2 separate regions of the Mus musculus genome follow, and region 1 is linked to region 2. Evidence: chromatin contacts called from ENCODE Hi-C or POLR2A ChIA-PET data. All regions are on one chromosome and are shown on one strand. Each heading gives the region's core, a stretch centred on a gene start or an enhancer-like site at or near the end of the contact. The rest is flanking DNA. Distances are from core to core; before and after follow the strand shown. Region 1 holds the start of Zfp748 (zinc finger protein 748). Region 2 holds the start of Zfp874b (zinc finger protein 874b).

Region 1 (2,700 bases), core at 94-2,593, 69 kb after region 2:
CTATCAGAGTCTTTGTAAGGACGACATGTGTAATACAACAACGTCACTATATGTGAGTTTCTAAAATGAGTAATTCCTTCCCTCATATTTTCACTTGTACAAACAAAAGACTATGTGAGCAGCCCACTGTGAAAAAACTACAGGATCCCGAGTGAACCATAGCTCTTAAAGTCATCTCTTACTCTTTTGACCCAGTATAAAAACTTGGGAGAAACGGTTCCGGACGAACTGTTTAAGGGCACTCGTGGAACACAGATCCCACAACTAGTGACAGTTTTAGACACAGTATGCAGTGGACAACGACGGGAGAAAACCATGGGATCGATCAGAGAGCACTGTAAGCATCCGGTCAGGTAGGCAGGACTATTTCTCTTTCCCAGAGAAACTCAAGCACCTCTGTCCCCTTACAGTCAATCCCTAGACACCCTTGTAGCCTCTAGCCAACTCATCTCCCACAAACTAATGGCATCATAATTCCCAATGGAATTGGATGAGTTATTCTTCTCCAGTACAGTGCAGGATCAGTAATTTCTTGTTTTGCAAAGCTAGAATCTTTTCCTTTAGGGGATCATTCTAGCTCTGCATGGGGGTGTTAGTCTGAGGATTCAGGTCACAGCAGTGATCATTAAGTATTCCTATTTAAAACGGCAGTCCATAAATCTCTGTTCCAATGAAAATGGGATTAACATCCCATGCATCAATCTCTCTCGCAAAACTCTCCGTCCTTGGAAACTAGTAACTCTATGAACTTCTATCAATACAAACTAAAAGTATTAGGCCGGCTATAAAGTACAGGAGGGGCCAGATCTCCACTTGGTCTAGGTGTCCTGAGAAAACTGACAAGCGCGGGGAAGGCGTGGGTCCATAGCCAATCTGAGATGTATGAGTCCACCACCACCACTTCCAGGTACAGGTTACGAGCAGACCCGCCTGTCCGAGCAATCCTGGATTTTCATATTCCCAATTCCTTTCTTACCAATACAGCCTCTATAAGAGACCCAGGCAGCTACTCTGAGCTCACAAGAGCGTTCACTTCCAGCACCAACCGCATGCCCTCTCCCCGGCCCCAGCAGGCTTCCAGACGCTGTGGCCCAGCCTAGGTCAGCAGGGCTCCACCAAGTCTGTTCTTCCCGCCTCCGGGCCACCCCTCCTCCGCCGCCTCCGGGCCGGACCCGCCCTCGGTCCCTCCGACCTGCAGCGGTACGCGACACCCTGGACCAACCTCCATGTCAGCGATGCAAGCCGAGCGCGGAGCAGGACCAGAGAATCGCCCAACTTTGAGAGAAAATGCACTAGTGCAGTCGCAATGCGGAAGTGCCGTTTCCACAATGGCTCCTTGTGAAGCGATCCAACGGAAGACTACACTTCCCACAAGTCTGTGCGACGAGGCGCCAGGAAAACAGGCTGGTGACGTGTGTGTTTCCTGTGTTTCTTCACCTCTGCAGGTGAGGATGGATGGGAACGCGAGCATTTTTTGCACTGGGACAGCCATAGGGAGTCGGGCTGCTTTTAAAATCCCGGGTTCACTACCGGAGATGTTTGAATGTGAGTCGAGCCTTTGACTCTAATGTTTGCTGATTATTTCTGGTCAATCTGTACTGATTTAAAACTCAAAGTCTACTTATTATGAGGTTTATTCCATATGTAAAATTCACGTTGACTCAATTTAACTTTAAAATAAATCAGCAAAAAATTGTATGGAAATGACCACTTTCTGTTAAGATGATTTTACAATCAGCCTATTTGTCACTCCGTGTCTTCGCAGATGCTCAGGAGCTTAAGACAGAAGGATGCCAAATCCAAGGATAACCTGGGCAAAAGGTACAAACTACAAAAAAGGGTTACTGAGCATCTTAGGGGTAAAGTCCCTGCTTGCCTGGGATGAAGAAGGCTTTAGTTATAAATACACCACTACAATAGACAATCTCGTCCTGTAGTTAAATAAAATAACCAGTTTGCCACAGCTGGAAAAAAAGTCTTAGTGTGAACATTGGAATCCATACAGTGTAGTGCACAGGTCAAGGTGCACAGATATGATTTAAAATTATAGAACAAAATTAAAAGCCCAGCTCTCTAGAATTCACTTGTAAAGAACTCAGAGAATCTAACTGGGAACATAGAAATAATGAATGAATGAATAAAGATAGATTGGCACCATTGGGACCTCCTATCTCCTCGTAAATATCTAGTGCTGTACTGGTCATGCCAAAGACCAAAGAACAAACCTTTTTAGAAAGAAGAGTCTGGACTCGTGACGGACAGTGGTTCACAAGGAAGCTAAATCTCAGCTGAGAAGGAAAGTCTTTTTTTTTTTTTTTTTTTTTTAATAAGAAACTTGTGTCCTGCCGGGCAGTGGTGGCGCATGCCTTTTATCCCAGCACTTGGGAGGCAAAGGCAGACAGATTTCTGAGTTGGAGGCCAGCCTGGTCTACACAGTGAGTTCCAGGACAGCCAGGGCTATACAGAGAAACCCTGTCTCGAAAAACCAAAAAAAAAAAAAAAAAAAAAAAAAAAAAAAAAAAAAAAAAGAAAGAAAGAAAGAAAGAAAGAAAGAAAGAAAGAAAGAAACTTACTTGTGTCCTTTTTTATTCTTCCCTGAAATGTTTAAGAAGGAGTTTTAATAACTGGTTGGGGAGGGTGGTTGGAGAGATGGCTCAGCGGTTAAGAGCACTGACTGATCTTCCAGAGGTCCTGAGGTCA
Region 2 (2,700 bases), core at 147-2,646:
TGTCCTTTGTTAACACCTTGTGACAGATTTTACAATCCCATGCTTTACAACCTCTAAGGTTCCTAACCCTGGAGGCAATTTTTTAAAATCTGTCTTTCTTAGGAAGATTTTAATTAATCCTCCATTGAGAAACAGCTCAAGCCGGGCGTGGTGGCGCACGGCTTTAATCCCAGCACTCGGGAGGCAGAGGCAGGCGGATTTCTGAGTTCGAGGCCAGCCTGGTCTACAAAGTGAGCTCCAGGACAGCCAGGGCTATACAGAGAAACCCTGTCTCGAAAAAACCAAAAAAAAAAAAAAAAAAAAAAAGAGAAACAGCTCAATATCCTTTTAGCAAACATGGGTGTCAAGCTACTTTCAAGTGAGGAACTGAACAGCCTCCATGAGGGATTCCTATTCCAAGTGAATCTTCTTTAAATCCACAATTCATTTCAAAGAAAGTGGGATAAATATCACGTACACCAATGCTCCCTTCAGGACTCTGACCCTGGAACCTAGCAAGTTCTGTCACCTCAAAGCAAGACAAGAATAACTGCATGTGCGATGAATTAAAGACTAGCTCCATTTCCAACTGAGCGTTGTACAACACAGCAACAAAAACAAACAGCAAACAATAGTAACCGGACATGCATTCTGCTTTTTTTAATCTCTCTTAGCTGTGCTTGCTCAGAAAACAAACAAAAAATATAATGCCTTATGAAGCAGACCATCCCAAGTTGAGACAACTGTGTTTTGTGACTTAAAGAATTCCAACCCCTGTCTACCCTTTTGCAGCAGTTCTCAAACTGGCAAAGGAGATTGTGGCTCTAAATAAAGCAGTTTTGTTTCGTTGGTTTGTTTTTTACCTTTTAATTCCTAGTTTTATTTGGTGATCTTTCTCAGTGGTCCTGAACTCCGTAACAGACAGCCATAAAGTACAGAAAGGACCAGATCTCCTCTTATCTAAACATACTGAGCGATCCAGTAACATCCACGTGAGAGTGACCCAGCTAATACTTCCACCAGAAAGCTGGAAAGTGAACGCCCAGAATCACCATGACCAGGCAAAGACCTTCACCCAGCCAACATTGCCTAGGCAATCCTTGAACTTACAAGCTTCTCCATTCCTTGAATTCTGTCGGTCTAAACAGAGGTCAGTCCCACTAACCCCCGCAGCGCCCTCTCACCAGCCCTGTCCAGAAAGCTCCTCCAAATCAGCTCCTCCCAGCTTCCATTCCACCCGGTCCCTGTTCCCTCCGGACCTATGCACCCCGCACAGACCCTGGGGTGACTGAACCCTGGACCAACCTCCATGTCAGAGATCCAACGGGAGAGCACAGCAGGACCAGAGTCTGGCCCAGCTTTGGATAAGAGCCGCACATGCTTACCAAAAGCTGAACTCTTGTTTACCAAAGTACCGATCTGTGACGTCACCGTGCTACAGACTACATTTCCCACAAGTCTGTGCGATGGCGTTGCAGGAGTCTTAGGAGAGTGAGTTGTACTACAAAATGGTCCTGGATTTCTGCATTGATGTCTGTCACCTAGTTAGTGTCGCCTAGTTAAGAAGCATGGAGGCCACGAACTGAGCCCAGTTCTAACGAGCCGAGTGCATTCCTCAGTTTCTGTGGTCCAGCTTAAAGGGGCAGAGGATTTTCTTGGCAAAGTTCTTAATTTCTTCATTTCCGGTGAAATTTACAGCTATTTGAGGAAACTGCCTCAAGGCTTTGGCTTAATACCCAGTACTGCACATACTTAAGTGAGCCGCGTTCTCCTGTATTGACACCCTGTGTGAATATTTGTCAGTGTACTGAGTTACCAAGATGGTAAGAGATAGAGACACTCCAGGATGTGATAAGCTTTAGCAAAAGCCGCCGGGGAATCAGCTTCTGATGGACTGACAGCCAATGTGTCGGGTTTACCAGGATTGTTTTATAACTGAGGTTATGCTAAGCTTTTGATATTCCCAAAGAAGACAATGCCATGGATTTTAGGTAACAATCACGGATTATTTACAGGAGATCACCACAAGGCTTAAGCGCCATCACTCTGGATGCCCTGTGCAATGGCTCTTCTAGAAATCAACTACAAGCCGTACACAGATCACAAGCCACTGCAGGAAATCGTTTTCATGTGAATATTGGAATCCATTCGTGTCGGAGGTTAGTCAAGAGAAACAGACTAAATCATCGAACAATTTTATTTATTTATTTAGATTTTTCGAGACAGGGTTTCTCTGTTTAGACCTGGCTGTCCTGGAACTCACTTTGTAGACCAGGCTGGCCTCAAACTCAGAAATCTGCCTGCCTCTGCCTCCGGAGTATCGAACAATTTTAAAGTCCTCCTCTCTGTTGTTTATCAGTAAAGATCGCCCAGATCCATCGCAGATCCTTTGTCCATATTTTCAACCTTTAGCTTATGTAAGTGTTGTGGGTTGTCCTGATGTTGTTTGAATTTTCATGTTAATTCTGCATCCTCAAGAGGGGTGGCCCCCGGGAGAGTGGTGGATCAAGTACTCAGGTGCTCTCCTGTGAATCTTCTCCCCATTTACTGGTCAATAAAAGCAAAAGCCTGTGATTGGGCCGTGGAGAGGAAAGGTGAGAGAGGAGATCTTGGAGAGCGAGAGATGGGGAGGGAGAGATGACAGGAGAGGAGGAAGCAGCAGCTAAGATGGAGCTGAACCACGTGACCAGGAGAAACTGCAGATAACCAACGGTCTCCTAG

The links. A loop is a pair of places that touch in the nucleus more often than their neighbours do. ChIA-PET counts read pairs that join two places held with the same protein, here RNA polymerase II (POLR2A).
Region 1: a loop to region 2 is called in a map of heart, with 1.9 times the contacts of the local background. The contact joins the promoter of Zfp748 here to the promoter of Zfp874b in region 2. A Hi-C loop is called at or near these places in 1 of 37 maps with a recorded cell type or tissue (heart). POLR2A ChIA-PET finds 5 or more read pairs at or near these places in 1 of 5 experiments (embryonic stem cell).

Annotation. Positions count from the first base shown.
Region 1 is chr13:67,551,809-67,554,508 of GRCm38, forward strand. Zfp748 (zinc finger protein 748) reads right to left here and starts at 1,344. Exons shown (of 4, transcript NM_001035231.3): 1 at 1,223-1,344. The coding sequence starts at 1,228. It overlaps 9430065F17Rik (RIKEN cDNA 9430065F17 gene), which reads left to right and starts at 1,394. Exons shown (of 5, transcript NR_131100.1): 1 at 1,394-1,445; 2 at 1,766-1,821.
Region 2 is chr13:67,482,857-67,485,556 of GRCm38, forward strand. Zfp874b (zinc finger protein 874b) reads right to left here and starts at 1,397. Exons shown (of 4, transcript NM_001076791.2): 1 at 1,285-1,397. The coding sequence starts at 1,290.